Linked DNA regions of Mus musculus: all the other regions are linked to region 3. The links are chromatin loops, found by intact Hi-C in ENCODE. Cell type or tissue: heart. All regions are shown on one strand.

Region 1 (5,000 bases), 130 kb before region 3:
GTCCCGGCAGGTGATTATCTGAGTGAGTCAGTTAACAGCATTGTTGCTGCAACAAACTACCTGAAGAAAAAAAGCAACTTATGGGAAGAAGGAACATTTTATTTTGGTTTAAAGTTGTTGAAGATATAGATAGTTCATCGGGACTAAGAAGATACGGTGTGGCAGGGGCATGAGGTATCTGATCATATCACATCTCCAGTCAGGATGCTGTGCTCAGTTCAGCCCCACACCCTTTTACTGATCTGAGAACCCAGCCCATAGAACAGTCCCATTTGAGTTTTGGTTAATTGACCTAATCAGACAACCCTGTCCTAGACATGTTTCCATGGTGACTCTGAATCCCATCAGGTTGACACTGAAGACAAACCGCTACACAAAGTATAATATGCTGAGCTTATAGATAGATAGCCCCATAACTTGCCTGGTTTTCTGCTTGTGGAACTCGATTGGTTAGCAGAGCCATGCAAACAGGGTCAGCCTGAAGCTTTCCACATCACCAGAGAACCGCCAGACTACTTCCTAACGGGAAAATGCCTTTTGGATTCGACAGCTTCTGTTGCCTTCTCACCTCTGTCTGGACACATCCGTGACTGTTCTGGTTAATGCAGAGGCCATTCTGACCCCTCTGCTCACTCCCAGCAACTGCACAGTAGTTAAACAAAGGCTCAGCCCCAAGCTTTAATAAGAAGAAAATGTGTCAAACTGGGCCTTATGGCTAAACCAGTTTAATGGTGACCCTAGCATAGAGTCACAGTGTCTGAGAAAGAGACAGAGCCTTAAACACTGGACAATTCAATGCCCCACATTTTTTACAAGCAAGAAGCAGGGTAAGGGGTCTGTCTGGATGACCCATGGGACCCCACTCTGGGCCTTTATCTTGCTTATACACTGCACTGCTTACTGTGACATTGGTAGCTGTATTGCCATCAGCTGTCGGATCACAGATAACCTATGCTGGCCCAGGAAAATTTTGGGTGTCACTTAATAAATTCTTAGCTCAATGCTCATTTTACAGATAAAGAAACCAAGGCACAGAGACTTCATTCATTTACCCACCGCTCACAGCTGGCACATGGTTGAATATATACCAAGCTTACATTTTCATGTTGAAGCTACAACCTCAGGAGTCAGAGAGCCCAAACCTTCTAACGACACACAGTTTACTTCCACTATGTTCTTAGTAACATTTCTTCAAAGGCAGCCCCCAGCACGACTTCAGACAAATTCATAGCTCTGGCGCATCCCGGGACTGCCCTGCGTTGATAACTTGAGATGCCAAGTGGGAAGCTACAAACTGAGCATCCAAGCTGCTGAGAACGTCCCAGCCACCTGGTGAACTTAGTCTGTGGGCCACTAGATGGCAGTATAATCACTCCCGGCATTTCCCCAGATACTACTCTACCGGGAAATGGAGAAGGGAGGGAAGAAGGGGGGAAGGGAATTAGACCCCAATGGGTGTTAAAGAGATGGAAATGACAGGGATGTAGAATTGAATCTGTGGAAATGAGTCTTTCCCAGCCTTTCTCCCCTGTTTTGAAATAGGAGACCAGCTTTTCTCACAGTGTTCCCAAGCTACAAGCTCTTGGCTATTAGTGATTGCCTGAGTAGAGGGTTTTAAGGATGGGATTGGGTTGAAGAGAATAGCTTCATCTCTTGCCCCTTCACCTCTTGTTGTTTGTTGCTAGCTTCTTGGGACATTAGGACTCACTGCAGTCTGTGTCTGATCTTACACACACACACACACACACACACACACACACACACATTGGTGTATATATATCTGTTCAGTAAGTTCCCCTCCTAGCAGGAAGAGAAAGGCTATATCTAGTTATGACTTTGCTTATGGGACTGCACACTCTTTTGGTTCTCTATATGAATTAGTCTGTACCCGGTGCCAATATATTTCACATAGCAAGTACCAATAATGTAGTGTTATGCATTAGTATTTAATATACAACTTTATCCCCACAACCAATGTTTGAGGCCAGTACTACTATTATAGCCACTTGTAAAGAAGGAAGCTTAGAAACATTATATGGCTCTCTCAGAGTTACACAGAAGATAGGAGGTAGAGTTCAAGGTCCATTCCCTTTTAATGACTTCAATATAAATATAGTAAATGAAAGAGGAAAAAAACAGTCTTACACTCTTCAAAAGCAGCGCACAGCAGTGCATAGAAGAGGAGCAAAGCTTGCAACTCAAATGTGTAGTTACTGATCCCTCTCAAAAGTCTTCCTTGTCTGACTTATAGCTGTTTGTCATCATCTATCCATGTTGCCAGGGCCTGTTTGGAGAACGAGGGCCACTGGGGATATGGCCTCTTTTCTTTGTCACTGTGGGAATCTCACAGAAACCCTATGCCCTGCCATAGCTTAAAGTCTGAATGAGACTGAACGCAGCGCTTCCCAATCCCCATCATGAGGGCAAACCCACATTTGTTAAGAGCCAGAATGAGGCAAGTTGCTGGTGCCCAGCTCTGCAGGCAGTAGGGTAGTGCCTCTGGACCAGAAGCACGTGCAAGACCAGAGGCTGCAGGGCACAGAGGCCTGCAAACGCAACTGGTAGACAGGTCCCTGGCTGCGTTGGCTGAGATGAGGCTGAGATTTAGCATCTGATATCTGTCTCCTCTGCTGCTTTCCAACGGGGCATGCGCCTTTCGTCCACTTCCCCAGCTGCAGTCTGTCCTGCCAGGATTTGGAGGTCTCATCATCCCCTACTGTAAAAACAATCTGTACATGGATGTGAAAGAAGAGACCTTGGGCATAGCTGTTACCTGGTCGCTGCAGAAGATGTAGAAAGATGGAGAGGCTCATTTAGTGCATCTTCCTGGGGCCCGTGACTTGTATCCCCTTGCTTTAGCTGCTGTATCTGTCCTGCACGCAAACTCCAAGAATGGTGGCATATTCTGATGCCTGTCGGGGCTATGTGTAGGGGGATGGTGGAATGAGCTGCCTCTTTCTCCCTGTGCCAGGCTTACATGCACAAAAACAGTTCAATTATGGCCTCAGGATATTGAGCAAGAAGGGGGAAAAGACGGGAACTAAAAAGTGTCTATTCAGCCCGTGTACTTCTGCTCTCATTCCCACCAAGCATGTGATATGCAAAAGAGCAAAGCCAGAGTTCTAGCAGCCACGATTATGTACAAGGGAAGTAACTTGTGAGGACTTTGGTTCCAAGATCTCTCTGTATACCCGGAGCTGTCACCTTGCTGTGGAGGCCAAGTTGCTATGATCTTGATTGGGAAAGTCCCCTCACCCAGTGTGTGCAATACTTGGGGCCTAAGTCTGCTTGTGGTCTAGAGATGAAGGGATGTGCGTGTGGGTGGCATATGTGCTGGAGAGCCCCATGGACTCACTTCTAATGTTTTTGTGAGACTCTCCTTCAAACTCTGGGGGAAAGCAAAGGACAAGACAACAATTTGTGTTAAGAAACAACAGCTAGGATTTTAGCAAGTTTTACTTAATTTCTTCCTTCCTTCATAACATGAAAGACCACCTTTGTAAGCCAAGTACTATCCCCAGCCCAGCAAAGCGAACCAGGCAAGTAGACCTTGTAGATGTCATACTAGAGCCTCCCACTGTCCTCCCAGGAAGATCTGCCTTCATAGATGAGTGAACACTAACTGACTCGCGCTCTCCTGCCAGTGACCTACTTCAGACAGCTCTCAGAACAAGAGATTCCTATATTTTGATAAGGGCTGTGAAATGGACAAACAAAAGAAGTTACTATGAACCTCAGCTCCTCCCTCTGCATCCCTCACCAGCTGTCAATCAGGATGCCTCTTTTTCCTCCCTAAGGAAACTGAAAGTAGAGGCTTGGGGCTGAAGCCCATCCTTCCATAGGGTTCCTGTGAGGGTCTTTACCCCCACATCCTTTTGGTGGGTGTTTTGACATCTTCTAGGATAGAGCAGTCTGAGAATGTTGGGTTTTTTGTTTGTGTAGTAGATATGGCAAAGGCAGAGCGCCTTCCCTATACTTTCAGGATAACATATTGCCTTGACATTTGTTCCTCCAACTGCAGCAGTGGTTTTTCAGCTCTCCTAATGCTGCAACCCTTGAGTACAGGTCCTCATAGTATGGTAACTCCTGATCATAAAATTATTTTCATTGCAATTTCATAGCTGTAATCTTGTTACTGTTATGAATCATGATATAATTAACTGATACGAAGGCTATCTGATATGTGGGGTTGCGACTCACCGGTTGAGAACCACTGATCTAGAGGCAAGAAGACACATCATAAAGAGTGCATTTTTTTTCTTTTTTCTTTTGTCACCTTGAATCCTTCTGGAGATAGTGTTAACGGAAGAGTTGGAAAGAATTGCTTTCATTATGTCCTAAAAGAAACCTGCTAGGCTGGCGGAAAGGCCTCACTGGGGAAAGTGCTTATCATGCAAGCATGAGGAATTAACTTTGAATCATAGGAACTCAGATAAAGCCCTGTGGCAGCAACCATGTTGCAAGTTAGGAAGCTTGTAGTCCTGCTGTATAGTGAGTGAGTGGTGTATAGAGTGCTGGATGGAGAAGAGACCATGTTGCAAATAAGATAAAAGGTACTGTGAATGTGCTCAAGTGATCTCTCTGTCTCTCTGTCTCTCTGTCTCTCTCTCTCTTTCACACACACACACACACACACACACACACACACACACACACACACAACATAATTTTAAGAAGAAACTGATAGATAATGTTTTCATTATTCTCGTGCTTACTTCCCAGTAAAAGCTTTGGTAAATCACAGGAAAACCTGAACAGTTAAATAGAAATAAAATCACGTCTCTAACTTTGTGGGTACGGATGCCAAGCCCAAGCTGCTATCCCCCATCCTGCGCTGCTCTAGGGCACAACACAAGGAAAGACGAGTCAGTGTAGAGCGGGGCAGGGCCTGGGAGGATCAAATGAGTGTGTGGGGTATCAGAGCCCTCCTTCACTACCTCTGCAAATTCCTCTAACTCAGCCCACCCTCGCTCAGGTTGAGAAATCAGACCCCGTTCCAC
Region 2 (5,000 bases), 200 kb after region 3:
ATTTCAAATAAAGACTCCAAACTCCCTCATATATCCAGCTGCTGTTGCTTTGCCATGGCCCAGATTCCACATCCTTACCTACCACTGCAAAGGCACACACACTAACTTTGAGATGACCTTTGCAAGTGTTTTCTTGCACACACTGTTATTATCTCTACTTGAAATTATTCCCTTTTTTCCCCTGCCTAATAATTGCTGTTCCCCACAACCCCAAAGTTAGCTCAAATAATCCACCTGCAGCTCTGAGTTCGTGTTATCAGTTCTTGCACTAAAGCTCTCCCACTGGCCCTACCTATGCATTAGCAGTATGGGCTTTGGATTTTAAATGCTAAATAGTAAAAAGTAGTGTTTAGAAGGCAGGGGATGTCTTCTTGTTTGGCTTGTGGCAGGCCTTTGCTTGCTATTTGCTGACCACACTGAACTAATGCAAGTCTTAACCGCGGAGGAAGCGATTTCAAGTACCAGCTCTACGCGTAACGGCTACGTTTTCTCCCTTCCAAAGAACTTTATCTGCCTTCACCCTTTTCATACATAACTGGAGAGTCTTCTGAAGTTTATGATTCAGACCGGAAGCAAGGGCAGTGAATATGCAGTGCCTGAATTGAGAGTCTGAGGAGTCTGTCAAAGATGAGCTAGTAGTGAGGCATTGGCCAGCTCTTACCTGCCTTATTCTTTATACAACATTATTGAGCACAAGACAAAAGAGGTCAGGTCCAGGAGCTACAGAATACTGTGTGCACACAGTCAAAGGCAATTTCTCTCTTTCCCAGAGGGAAGAAAAATGGGGGTACCCAGCCTTCCTCTCTACAATCTCTTGTGGAAGAGTACTCAGAGAACTGTTCCCTTACTCTTGATCTAATTTAGTCAGTTGCTGAGGAAAGACTACAGGTTTGCCTGCGTGTCACGGCAACAGAGGAGATCACTTTTGGAGAAAGAAGGGATGCAAGAAGCAGCAGTCACTCAGTTTAAAGCCAAAACTGGGGATTCCTGGGGTTTAACAGGATGCTACTTAGCACGTAAGTGAGTTTGCTCAATTGCCTTACCAAGATGGGGTTCCAGCTGCAAGAAGATATGGAATGCACGTGCCCAGAATTAGGACTTGAGTGGTTTGGAGATGTGAAATCAGATTTTCCAAATCACTAGGCCTAAAAGACTCAGCTCTGCTCTTCAGAGAGAGTAGAAGTCAGGGGACCTGATTCTCAGAGAGCATCAATAGCTAGCCTATGTTAGCAAATAAGTAGCAAGATTACAGGCCCCCAACAGCTACCACAGGGAGATGGAGAAAGACACAGAGATAAATGGATAGAGTGCAAGGAAGGAGAGAGAGGAAGGAGAAAGAGAAACTTTGATAGCAGCAGATGAATATGACATCTCTTTCTATTTTCTTTCTGTCTGGCCCCTCAGCTCCTGCCTCTTGAGAAGTAATACATACCTACTCCAAAATCCATGTGCTTGGAGTATAAACATTCAGAACTGCACCCGGGTCTCTGAAATAGTCCCCTGAACTGATTCAGGACTTCTATCTTTTGAAACCTCCACATCATACTCCTGCAGACATTGCCTATATGGCATCCCAGACTTATATACAAGCAATGTTAGTAACAGTTGGATGTTAGCTTTGTAAGGTTGCATTCATAGGGTTCTATAGATGCTGGAAGCAACTGAGTACCCAGGGGTAGGTGAGACTGAGAGTCCTTTGCAATGCTGATAGTCACGTAATTCTTAACTTGGCGGGGGAATTACATTGTGTGGATGTAGTGTAGGACTTCAAACACATTGGTGAACTCAGAGTCAAAGATTGGTTGTGATGATAATCAGTGTGTCTAGCTTCCCTGTCTTACTCCTCCTCAAGTTTTAAGTGGATTCAAGCAATTTGAAAACAAAGGCGTATCGAACGGTTAAGCGATTTTAGCAGCCATGACTCAGCAAGGGCAGGTACATTTGGGTGATATTTTTGCAATGGCTTTTAAGTGCTCTGGGTGTCCCATTTAGACATCCATGGGGCATCTCACTACACAATGACCTGAATAATCATGAAAGAAGGCTGGGCGTTGCACATTTCTGGAAATCTATTCAAATATCTAAGCCCCCGCCCCCTTTGGATTGAAAATGAAGCATGAAGGCTTTGTATTAAGTAAGAAATATAAATGCAACTTGTAAATGTTTCAAGTTTTAGCTAGCCTCAGAAACGATACCTAAAGTTGCCTGCATTCAGACAGCACCCAGGTCCGAGAGGCCCGGGATTTCTTTGTCATCACAGCGCCCCCTGCTGGTTCAGGATGAGACCTGCAAGACTGCTTGCCCGTTTCCCTTCAGCTTTTCAGGGCCTCTGGAAACAAGGCTGGAAAACATTATCCTCAACTGAACCGTAGCCAGGAAAATCTCAGGAGGGAATTCTTTCCTGACATAAAATTAAACCTGGCTTCAGCATATCTGAAGAGGGGAAAGAAGGAAAACTTACTGTTGATGTTTCTTGGCTTGAGATTTTTTTCTCCCCCTTGTTCTTAAAGCAACATTATTTTTAAAAGCTGAAACGAGACGTGCCATCTGCCAATTTGGCCTGTCCCTCCATTCCCTTCAGTTCACATTTCACTGTCTTGTCCCAGTCCGTCCTTTTGCCCTACTCCAAAAAAAGTTGTTTAAGTGAACAAATGCTTTTCAACTCATCAGTAGGAACAAGTGGAGAGAGTGTCTTTACCTCGCACAGCAGGGAATCTGGCCTTAAAAGTTCCACAAAGTTCCAGGGATTGCGTCACCGATGTGGTAGCTTTAAACCACTGACTAACCAGGTCTGCCCATAATCTGACCAACAGATCTCTGTCTCTTGAGAAGTGGCTCAGAAGCACACGACCCTCAGCAATAGATGTTCAAGGGCGGACTGGGTGCACTGCTGAGTTAGAGCCAACAACTTGAAGGTTAAAGAGCGGGAGGGGAGGGCTTTTCCTGCCCGCCTGTTCCTGTGCTAGATGGTGCAGTGGTTATGTGATCTAGTGATTATATATGATCTAGTAATTATATGATCTAGTAAGGCTGAAGACTGTCCACTCAACCCCTGATGTGTCATGGTGTTAAAACAAAATCAAGCAAAACAAAACAATAACAACACACCTGCACGGGGGTATTTATGACCTGGGAAGTGAGACATTCCTTGTATTTCAGACATACTTGCCAAGTTAGTGCTAATCTGCGGTCATCTCTTTGTCTGGCATGACTGTTTTATTTATTTTTTCCCCTCCCCATCAAAAGCTATAGTCTGACTTATCACTCATCGCTGCCACCATTAAATAATAACAGGCAGTGTCCACTGTCCTGTTTTATTGCTTCAAGAAGAAAAAAAAATCCTGTCCTTGTAACGTTGTCGTGACACTTCTATCATGAGTTGGATAACTATTTGCAAGAGGCTTTTAATAACTTTTTATTGTGTTTCACGGGTCAGTTTGTCTGCCCATACACCACTATCAATATGCCTTCATTGATACTTCATTGGATCACTTCCATCACGGGAAGGGCAGCGCCTGGTCCTCACAGGAGGATCCTTGCTCTCACTGTGGATATGCTTTACCCATGTTTGACAGTCGGCCATCACTTCCTGTCTGGACCATTCAATATTCTCCCTTCTCCCCATGCCATACCGACGTTTACACTGGCGATAGTGTAATGTAAGTCTAATTAAATAGTAAGCATTTGCATTTTATCAATTTCTTATTGGTGGTAGATTGATCTATTCTTACTAACTGTATAGGCTTCCTTTCTACAAAGCGAGGATATATCCGCATTGCTATGGAATTTTCAGTGTTTCCTGTGTTTAGAGGGTATTCTCTGCTCTATAGCTGGCACGGTTGACCACGTGACTTGTTTTGGCCAATGAGCTATGAGCAGACATGCCACGTGGCTTATCTGCACTCTTCTAACACTGTGGTATGTTTCTGGAAGTCCTGTCCCTTGGGAAGCCCCTTCAGCTGAGTACAGAGTAGTGTGAGAAGGCACAAGAAAGAATCACAGCGGCGGTCACAGCCACTACTGGGCCACACGAATGATAAACAATTGTGTGTTTTGCAGGCCACTGAGATTTGTTTGTTGACCAGTTCGCGTCCCTTCACGGTGGAGTCCCACACTCCCCTTTTGGTCCTCCGAGGAACTGGGACAGAGCATGTACTTTACGTGCCAGCCAATGATGAAACATGTCCAGCCTCTAGATTCTCTTTCTGTGCTTAGTCTTTTCCAAGCTCAAACGGCCAGTTCCCGGTCTTCAGTAAAGCTTACTTTTGAGATCTTTCCAGATAGCTCAAAATATCCCTCTCCCATGGAAACTTTATATACATTGGTTCGAAATGAGTTTTTTTTTTTTTTTTCTTTCTCTGAATTCCCACAAGGACATCATGCTTACGGTTCCTGTCACTCAATTGGTTGATAGTCATAAGCAGTGCTCTTTATTACACAGCAGATGCTATTTTTTAGACCTGTTGCGTTGGCTTGGATATGCTAAGGTGGACTAAAATGAAAAATATTGACTAGGGGTGGGGAAAGAGCAAGCAGGATAAAAAAAAAAAAGGAGGGGGCAATAGAAAGTGGTAGCATCCCACAGTGGGTCTCATGGGTAGGGAGAGGAGGCAGGGGAGGAGGACTAGGTAAGAGTACCACCGACTGCCGCTGCATCTCAAAGCGTGTTTAACCAAACCAATGGATAACCTGTCATCCAAAGCCATACTGGGGAGGATCCAATAGCTCACAGTCATCGGCCACACCACTGAGTTGCCATGGGCAGCTAGCAGCTCTGTGCACTATTATGGTCAACCACAGCTGGGGTTGTGGCCAATCCTGCTTATATGGCGTGATAGCTGAGTAGATTATTTTCATAGGAATCCCCTAAGTCTTTTGAAGTCAGTATTGTTATCATTACTGCTTTTATAAATTTTAATTTTTAATTACATCTATGCCCATGTATCTGTTTGATGGGTGTGTTATGGTTTGAATATGTGATGGTTTGAATATGCTTAGCC
Region 3 (5,000 bases):
CATCTGGATAGTCATCATTACAACTTCCTAGAGAAACATGGAAAATAATGGTTAAAGCATTTGGGTTGAATATCAAAGTACTGCATATTAAAACATTATTTTCAGGGGTTAATGATACTATATCCCAGAACTGATCTAAACATTGAACAAGACAGTAATATACACCAGATATGATAGTACATGTGGATGGCTTCAACATTCAGAAGGCCAAGGAAAGAGGAGAATGGGTTCAAAGCTAGTCACAACTATATAATAACATCAAGGCTAGTTTAAAGAATGGAGTGTGGCTTTAGACCAAATACATCTATATCTGGATCAGAGTAACTGAACTAGGAAGAACCACCCTAAATATAGGATGGGAATCCTTGGGATAGGATCCTGAGTTAAGTAAGGGGGTGAAAGCAAGCTGAGCAGTGCTCATATCTCTCTGTTTGTTGGCCAATGATGAAAGTTCCTGCTACTATGACCATCTCTACCATGATGGACTTGGACCATGAACCTTTTACCTCTTGGGTGTCAGGTATTTTGTTGCAGCAACACGACAAAAAAAAAAAAATGATTCTTCACCCAATCTATGAACTTTACAGGTTGTTGTTATTCATGTTGGCTGTTAATCTCTGTTTAATTTATCAATTAAAATTTAGGTATTTATGTATAAGGAAAAAAGTTGGTTGGCACTAGTCTGTGATTCATGGTTTCAAAAATCCTCATGGAAGTTTGAAATGCATTTTCCATGGATAATGGGAAATATATCTTATGATTGATATATGTGAGGAACTTATCTATTATATATGAATCAAAATAGAGATTAGCTTTGTTTGGATGAGGAAATATTGGAATAAAAGGGATTTGGATTTATTTGTCTTATTTTGCCCCTTTCTGCTATGCCTCCTATATATAGTGTTATATAGCTTCCTCCTTCTCTTCACTTTGATGTTATAATATTAAAACACAACTGTTGTCATTTATTGTTGAAAAGAACAGATTACATGACACCCTGGCAGAGATTCAGCTTTTCTAGAATAACTTCCACTAGAGATGGAACACCCAAGCCTCTGACTCATTTTGAATGTTTACTGCTTCTCAAGGTAGCATTTCCGGCAGTCACTGCTGTTAGAGTGATGTATCCCACCACAGAGACCAACTTGAGATCACCATTGAAGAAAGAAATGGCAGAGATGTCGTATTGTTCTTTGTTTAGCTGACTTATCCATGCTTCTCCTTGAACATCGTTCTTTTAAAGGTAAGTCTTGGAATTTAGCTGGGATAGGGCTTCATTCATGAAGCCTGGGTTTCATCTCCAGGACTACAGAAAACTGGGTGTGATGGTACACGTCTGTAATCCTAGCACTTAGGAGGTGGAGGCAGGAGGATCAGAATAAAGTCATTTCCCATTACAGAGAGAATTTGAAGTCAAGCAGAGATATGTGAAACCTTGTCACAAAAATGAAAAAAAAAATGTAGAAGGTTAAAAATATATGTTCTATTGAATTTATTTCCACATAGAACTGAAGAATCAACATACAACCTAAATTTTTACATCTCCTAACTAGATTATGACTGCAAAAATATTTTTAAAATACTTAATATTTATTATTAAATTATCAGAGCATTGATTTCCATATCTGCTACTCTTAAATTACACATACTCAACCTCCTTAAAATTCTAAAAATAAAATCTCATGCTTTTCCCTCTACATCACCATCTCTCACCGTCCACCTACTCCAAGACAACACTAAGTAGGCTCTTCCACTTACAGAAGCTAGGCAAAAGGATTTCCGAAAGGGCTCCTGTGGGGATCAGAAGATGCAGGCTGAGAAACCACCTAGGGGATGAAGCCAAACAGAACAAACACTATTATAGCGATAACAAAAACACATAATAGAATCCCAATTTCCTTTAAGCACCAGTTAGATGGTAAGCCAATCAGACAATGTTAAAAGCTGGGGAGAAAATTGCATTTGTCTCCCTCAACTTGGAAGAATTGTTTTTGATGGACGATCAATGGGAGATTAAGAATTTTAATCTTTAAAGGTTCTTAAGAGTCTATTTTGATTCAGCTTCTCCCATCAATGTTTGCATAAGACAGATTAAGTGAAGCACAAAGGAGAGGTTTTGATGGTATTATTCCTCAAGTTCAGGGGATGATAGTGCCCATGAAACATAATCTCACTCCAGCTTGATGGGATGTTTATACTATGAAGTTTCCTAAGAACACATCACAGCCACATAGGCATTCTCATCAAAGAGTTAATGTACAGGAAAGGTAGGCTCAGGAAGCTATAGGTGTATGTGGCATTTGATACTTACAGAGGGGTTTGATGAGCTGAACCCTTTGGAGAAAGGGTTCTCGAGTGAATTGTCAGCAGACTTGGTACCCAAGAGGACACCTTGTCTCGGGGCTGGCTTTGGTGGTTCTGGAAGGCAAAGAACCCAAGTAGTTAGTAGACAAGCTGTGTTCACACACAGCACATATTCACTTGATGGCTTAGCTTTGAAACTTAGTTCTTTACCCCAGTGAGCTAGAAATCACCACATACACCAGGAATCTATCTCTCCATCACAGAACAGAAAGTTACATATATACACTATCTGAAACAGGAGACACTCACAGGTCCCTTCCTTGTAGTCATGGCATATGGGTTAGATAATCATTCAGTTACATATATACACTATCTGAAACAGGAGACACTCACAGGTCCCTTCCTTGTAGTCATGGCATATGGGATAATCATTCAGCTCTCGGAAAGTCACAATCCATCTTTCAATGGCTCTTGAAAGCCCTTTGAGAACAGTCACTAGAGGGCAGCATTGGGCCAGTCCCCGGGATTGGCTGAGGTAAAGGGCTCTAAGGTGAATGGTTAAGTGACCTCCACAGCCCTGAGTGCCAGAGGAAGCAGGAGGTAGACTACTGATGAACAAAGAAGGTCCTCTGAGCTCCCCATTGGGCCATATGTCTATATGGATGGGGCTGAATATTAGTTGGCAGGTACTTGAGCAAACTTACCATTAATCTTGTTCAACAGTTGATTGGCATCAAAATCATCATGGTCTACATGCTCCTGAGGAATGCCAACTTTATTGTTGAAGTAACTGGAGAAGGCGCTTGAAGTCCCAGAGGGAGGCGTCTCCCCCTTCCTTGAGGGAACAAGAGGTGGCTGCCGCAGCTGGAAGTCCTTAAACATTTCTTTCACTTCCTTGACCTCTTTATCCCCAAGGGGGTCTAAGCCAGTGAAAGCGTCACTGGGAATGTCCTTTAGTGGGCCATTTCGGGGAGGTGGTTGAGGCGGTGTGGCCAGAACAGAGGACATCATAGGCTGAGGAGAGGACTGAGTGGACATGGTGGGAGGTGGAAAGATATTATTACTCTGAAAAGGATTCCCCAGAGGGCTTGTGGATGACCAAGCGTTGGGCGCCACAGATGTGGTAGGACACCAAACTGTGGGGGGTGGAGGGGAAGCTGGGGTTGCAAATGATGGAGACTGATTCCAGACTTGTACTGCTGGGGTTGTACCAAAAACGAGTGGCTGGCCAAAACTGGGAGGCTGGCCACTTATTATGGCTCCTGGGACCACAGTTGTCGAAGGACTGTAGACAACAGGCGTCCAGGGTCCTGCTTGGGGGGGTGTTACTGGGACCGTACCTGAAGGAAGAGGGAGAAAGAAGTTATCAGGAGACAAACTTGAAGAGGATTCTTTTATTTTATTTTTTATAATGATGAGCTGATTGTATGAAATAATGGGCTTCATCATGGCATTTTCAAGCATCCATATAGCATACTTTGGCTGTGTTCAACCCTATGACAAGGATTCTTAAATTTTAAAAAAAGCATGACTTTCTGGGCGTATTTGTAGAGCACTCCCAAGGCAAAATACTTTATGAAGTTATGAAACTGGCTCTGAAATAATGACTCTAAGACATTAAATCTCTCAGAAACTTAGCTCATTAGCACTGTCTAGCTAGCCTTCAAATGCTTTGTGCATATTCTTTCTACCATACCTTTCTACTTTCCTTCTTATGAAGAGTAATATACCCCTATAAGGTCCTGATCATGAAAAACAAAAATATTTATCAAACATGTATGGATGTACCCTGAATAGGATTTTTCAATAGCAAGACAGATTTGTTAAGTGGACAGATTTACGTATGCAAATTACAATGATTATTAAGTAGTTAATTAAGATAATCCGCTGTGCCCAGTCATTGTTTTGTATTTGCATCTAACAGTTGGTTCCTGCTGGGCACTTATGAAAACCAGCTGTCACAAATGGACATGGGGCCTCAAAAGTCTCTCCTCTTTCAAAGTCTCTCTGCTTTTGAACACTGCCTGAGTTGACACACCGATACAGAGGGAAGATAAATTTTAGTTGAGGTCAACGTAGTTTTAGACTTACATATAAGAATGGAGGAAAGGCTATTATCCTGGGAAGGCTGCTTCAAATAAAAGTGCTTCCTGCCACCTGTCGCTCACTACGCTTTGCCAGAAGTTAGGGTTGAGGAGTTATAAGAAATGTGGAGGAGATAAAGCAGCTGAAAGCAGAGCCTCTTCCTGGGGAATGGTGACCTGAGTCAGGGACTGTTATCTCTAGTGTCTGCCTCCATGTCATGTATTCTTCAGGAAACCCAGGCCTCCAATGGGTGTTGGGCAACTGGGTGTGGAGCCAGCATCCAAGGTCTGCTCAGGTATATATGGCTATACCTGATTTAGGGAGCTCTCTCTTAATCTTTCTGGCATTTGATTCTTTTACTGTCACAAATGCTGGCATCTAACTAGGAACACATTTGCTCCATTCACACAGAAGGGACACCTCACTTGATCAACATGCCTATTTCTCAGTGAGGGAACTGAATCAAGAACATAATCAAATCAGGAAGTTCACAGTCCATGCCTAGAGGGACAAACTAAAGAGTGTTGGCCCTGACTCCAGCACCTTATTCTCCCATTTTGACCTCTTCATAGCAAGGCACAAGAAGCACTACTGTGCAGTGATAAGTTAAT
Region 4 (5,000 bases), 50 kb after region 3:
CTCTTCTGCCATAATACAAGTGGCCCAGCTTAGCGAGGTGTGCTCACCTCCGCCTACAGTCCTAGGGCTCCTGAGGCAGAGGCAGGAGGATGATGAGTTTAAGTCTAGACTGGGTTTACAGAGTAAGACCATCCAACCAGGAATTGAGAAGCGCAGCTCCATGGCTTGTCAAGCATGCCCAAGGTCCTGGGTTCCTTCTCCAGAACTCAGGGCAAAGACGGAGCATAGCAGCCTACAGGGAAAAAGTTTCTAGACTCGCGGTTGGACAAAAGGGCTTGAGTTTGCAGTAGAGGAAGAAGGGGTTTGTGATTAGGTTTTTAAACAAGGCTTGGGAAGAACCCAGCGAGTTTTAGGAGACAGTGACTACGAACTAGGGAAGAAGTGGTCTGTGTCTGATGCGAGTGCTGGAAGAGACCACCACACCTCTCTGGTGCTTTCTCAAGGGCTCTTGCTAATCTCGCCTTCTGAGCTGTGTTCCTCTAGCATTGCTTTGTCTAGATAGCTGTTTTCCTCTCCAAAGCCTGAATCCCCAACACTCCTAAATTCTCAAGCCAGTACATTTCTTTCAGTACTGCTGTGCCCTGCCTCAACCAAGGGAGTGGAGAGAGGTAGAGTCCTTGGTGGGTGGGGTAGCTAGCTAAAACAGGGCAGCCTAATCCAGGACAAGATAGCACCATGAAAAGCCATTTGGTAGCAGTGGCTCCCGAGTCCTGGCTAGTCCCTCCTTTCTAAACAACCAGTCACTGCTACTATGTGCAGAACCCAGGCCTCAAGATTGTAAACTAGGTAGGTTAGACATCCCATCAGAAGCGTTCCTGGAGCCTTATCAGCTATCTCCAAGGGATTTTGGCAAATTTTCTGCCATTACTTAGGTTGGAGTTATATCTACCTCCACCCTTCCCCTCCTGCTTTGCCTGATTAGGGCCAGAAATTTTTTCATCTTTATAGAGCAACAGCAACATTTACTATTCATGAAGTTGCCCCTCCATAATTTTTAAAGCTTTCCATGTGCCTGGAAGCTTGCTCGTTTTTGCTCTTCTCGGTTTACAGGGTGGCTCCCTTTCTTCCAAACACAGGCGAAGAAAGAGGAAAGGGTGGGAGGGGGTGCCTCGGGTGGAGATAACATCCATATTTTTTAACTGTTTTTAATCCAGTTAAATTTCCCTTCGGATTCACACAGCTCCCATCTGAAACCGACTACAGAGCTGAATTCCAGACTCAGGATTAAGTGGAGGAGAGCAGGCAGGAAGAAATAACAGCCAGCTCTATGCCGCAAAGAGAACCGCTACGTTGGCAGGGTCTCCAAGGTTTTAAACACAGTTTAGTCCCTCTTCTTGAATTCTTAATCCTTCCAAATAATTTACAACAGTCAAGAAAAACAGCATTCAAACGCTTCACGATTTAAAACAAGTTTGTTACGTGGCTTGGGCAGATACTTTTCTTAGGAATGCTGGTATAAGACAAAGTTCACATTTTTAATGCCCTGTGCTGTCAGTCAGCAGAAAATAGCTCCTCGGAGGCACAGACCATGTCCCCAGCCTTTGTCGCACAGTAAAACTGAACATCATTCAGGAGTTTATTAGGTGGTCAGCAGCCACACCGCGCATTCCCTGGGATGTCCCCTAAGCCCTAAAAACTAGGGCTCGTGTACAACACACACACACACACACACACACACACACACACACACACACACACACACAGGGACTCGTTAAATGTCACAGGATGGGCGCCTTGAGTCCGACCCCAAAGGTAAAATGCATTCCTTGGAAGCATTCCACAGATGTCAGGCCACAAAACCCGCTGCTCTCCCCGGAGTACACTGTCTCATTTGTAAGATTTCCCCAGCGCCCAAGGTCTGCAGCCAAGGCAGGGATGGGAAGAGAGGAGCCAGCAAAGGAGAGAAGTAGGTCGCAAAAAAAGAAAAAAAAGAAAAAAAAAGAAAAAAAAGGAAAAAAAGAGAAAGAAAGAAAGAAAGAAAGAAAGAAAGAAAGAAAGAAAGAAAGAAAGAAAGAAGGGACCGAAGGGAAGGGGGATGGCAGAGTTACTCACGGACTAGCTAGTGCTTCTGTGGAGCCAGCATGACTTCCCCGCGCCCGAAGCCTCAAGGCTGCAGCGCCGAGGACGCGGAGAACGCCACTTAAATAGCCGCGCGGCCACTCCCGGTAGAGATATGGTTCTAATCAGATGCTGGCTCTGAGGACTCTCCAGGAATGTGGCGGCGGGATGTTTTTGCTGCCTGGACTTGGTAACTCCCCCTCAACGTGTCTGCCGAGTCTTCCAAACTTAACTGTTTATTAACTCGAACTAAAGCCACGGAGATCCGGCGCCTCCTGCGCCTCCTGCGCCCCGTGCGCCCGGCCAGCTGGGGGCGATCGCAGAGACCCGGAAAAAGGAGCGTGCACACAACCCGGGCCAGGAGCCCCACACTGCCTTGGGCCAGAAAGGGTGCACGTAAGGACAGGAAAAGGGAAATTCTGGAGGAAAAGGATGGGATCCTCTGAGCTGCGTTTCGCAGATCCGTTCCCTGGATTGCCACTTCGAGTGGCGTGGCACGCGAACTGCGAACTCATCCTAAACCGCCTGGGGCATTTTGAACAAAGACGCGCCTTTACTCCTGACTTTCCGTTCCCGGGTCCAGTCTGTCCTTTCTAAAGCTGGGCATGTGACTGGATTGTTACCTTTAAAGAAAATCACTATTCTTTAATTGTGAACGTGCTTAAACAGGAGGGAAATCTATGTGTGCCCAAGTAAAAAGATGCCCTGTTATTGAAATTTAATATCACGCTCGAGCATATTCTCGCTATTAAACTGGCCTAAACAAAACAAGTTAGCCTCCATATAAATGATCTACATTTGTGATCATTTCAGTGTATATCCACCCACACGTAGATAACATGACTTTGTCTGCTAGTTTCTACAGCATTTCTTATTCCTTCATGAAAATATTGAGATATGTGAATAAGTATTGGAAGGTGTTTCATCGATGCTCAGCTGTGGATAGCCCGGCAGAGCAGACCTTGGGAATCCTATAGAATCTCACAATTTCTTTTCTGTATATTTTAAAGTCAGGGGACAATTGTTAAATAGTCACAGAAACAGTGGTGCTTTTCAAGTACTTAAGAAATTAAGCTTTGGGAAGATCCTCCTCCCCTTCTCCCTCCTTCCCCTCCCCCTTCTCCCTCCTTCCCCTCCCCCTTCTCCCTCCTTCCCCCTTCTCCCTCCTTCCCCTCCCCCTTCTCCCTCCTTCCCCCCTTTTCCCTCCTTCCCCTCCCCCTTCCTCCTCTTCCACTTTCTTATTTAGTCCTTTTTTTCTTGTTCCTCCTCCTCTTGTCTGTTTTTCCTTCTGCTCCTCCTCTTCTTCCCTCTCCCTCCTGCCCCTCCTCCCCTGTTGTAAGCAGAATGTACTGACTATGAAAATGACAAATTGTGACTTGGATGGAAACGGGTTATTGATTTTATTGAGTAAGCAACACAATGGATTTGCATTTTACCACTGAGAATCCAGGGTTCAAATTGGGCTTATGGTGCACCAAGGATGTATTTTGTGGTCCATGCCTAGCCCCAGCTGCAAAATCACTGTAATTTGAGGTAGCTCAATGAGAGTGGCAGTTTCTGCTTGCAAGTAGGTCAGGCTTGGAGCAGCCCTCATGCAGGGAGAGTAAGAGACACAGAGCAACACAGCTGGTCCAGGTGCTGCCCCTACCTGACCTCTGGATTCCCTTCACACTTGGGTGTGCAGAGTAGAGGTGTGTGTGTGTGTGTGTGTGTGTGTGTGTGTGCTTCCAATATTCCTCTGAGGTAATTTTCTATGGTTGAAAAAAAAAGGATTTTCAGTGAATGATGGAAGGTCTACTTTTCAGTTCTATGAAGGCACAAGACATAGGTGCGAACTTTAATTCTGCTAGCTCTGAGAACATCACACTTTGATTCTCAAATCTAGTAGTCTAGAGAAATGGTGTCATTTCAAAAAGTTCAAAAATTAGGGGAAAAAAAGGTAGTTCATTCACACAAACAGGGGCTCTGATAATATAAAAGAAACAAGTCTACAGACAGACATGAATCATTTCTCAATGTGGAAGTGGCCACTTAGGCCTTTGTCTTTATCTATATAGTTGAAAGATTATTATCAAAATGTGTTAACTTGCTCCCACTAGATGGAATGGATTTGCCTTAGAAACCAGAGAAAGAAAACGATTTCATCTGCTGTGAACTGCAGTTGTGAAGCAGTGATGTGGACCCAAAGAGCTCATTTGTGAGCAGCAGGCTCATAGTGGCTGCTTAAAGCGAACACCCTTGTGTTAGACAGAAATCTAAAGAGCCCACAGTAGAGAGTTCTGGTTTTGCAGTGTATTTTTATACCTCTAGGGTGCTGATATTGGTCTTGGCAGTAGTTCAATGTCCTGCTCACATTATGGGGGGGGGGGGGGATGAAAATAAATTTAACTCTTTTTATCCCAGGAGGTCCTGTTTCTTACCATTCCTACCACATCTAAGTTGATAACTTTTCAGTAAGTCTAAAATGAACATCTCCACATAAGAAACACACACACACCAAAGTCCACCCCGGTGTTCATCACCACTAAAATTTGTTTAGAGAATTAAAGTAGGAAAAAAATTAAATGCAGTGCTTTATAAACCAAGGTCCCCACATAAGGACAGTCGTTTGCACAAAAACCTGCCCTGTGGTAGGGTGGGGTGGAGTCTGGACTGTGTTCCCAGCCGAGAAAGGGGTAGTTAATCCCGTGACAGCTTGCTGAAGAATGCATGGTTTATTATTAAAGTAATCTCTTAAGGTTTTCCTGGAATGTACTCTCACAGCAGCTCTGCCTATGCAGGCTATCCTATGTATGTCTGTTCTTCCATGATGAAAACTGTCGATTCTTAGCTCAAACGTCTGGCCCTTTCTCTCCTACCCCTCACCCCTGCCTATTCCTCAGCTGCTCAGTGTTCCTCACACTGCCTGTTTGAATTGTGCTTATTTCCCGTGAACGATAGAT

What was found. A loop is a pair of places that touch in the nucleus more often than their neighbours do. Peaks named below come from ENCODE experiments on the same cell type or tissue, not always from the same donor. Only the 100,000 strongest peaks of a DNase experiment are listed, where the experiment ranks them.
Region 1: a loop joins it to region 3, with 2.1 times the contacts of the local background. A loop is called at or near these places in 5 of 42 quality-filtered maps.
Region 2: a loop joins it to region 3, with 8 times the contacts of the local background. A loop is called at or near these places in 27 of 42 quality-filtered maps.
Region 4: it touches region 3 in a loop (2.4-fold over the local background); 6 of 42 quality-filtered maps call a loop at or near these places.

The regions. Positions count from the first base shown.
Region 1 is chr15:6,567,437-6,572,436 of GRCm38, reverse strand. It overlaps a transcript of Fyb not described here. Among named protein-coding and RNA genes, the nearest start is that of Fyb, 9.9 kb to the left of the region's middle. In heart, no CTCF peak of the experiment used is centred here; a DNase peak (open chromatin) is centred at 3,096.
Region 2 is chr15:6,235,643-6,240,642 of GRCm38, reverse strand. No RefSeq gene overlaps it. Among named protein-coding and RNA genes, the nearest start is that of Gm16311, 72 kb to the left of the region's middle. In heart, no CTCF peak of the experiment used is centred here; DNase peaks (open chromatin) are centred at 2,282 and 2,782.
Region 3 is chr15:6,433,809-6,438,808 of GRCm38, reverse strand. It overlaps Dab2 (disabled 2, mitogen-responsive phosphoprotein), which reads right to left. Exons shown (of 15, transcript NM_023118.5): 12 at 3,009-3,644; 13 at 2,312-2,418; 14 at 1,759-1,826; 15 at 1-27. The coding sequence ends at 1,764. Among named protein-coding and RNA genes, the nearest start is that of C9, 9.0 kb to the left of the region's middle. In heart, CTCF peaks have their summits at 2,579 and 2,799 (motif pointing right); a DNase peak (open chromatin) is centred at 3,328.
Region 4 is chr15:6,383,985-6,388,984 of GRCm38, reverse strand. It overlaps Dab2 (disabled 2, mitogen-responsive phosphoprotein), which reads right to left and starts at 2,237. Exons shown (of 15, transcript NM_023118.5): 1 at 2,053-2,237. In heart, a CTCF peak has its summit at 2,359 (motif pointing right); DNase peaks (open chromatin) are centred at 664, 1,784, 2,384 and 4,714; H3K4me3 peaks cover 3,032 bases; H3K27ac peaks cover 2,849 bases.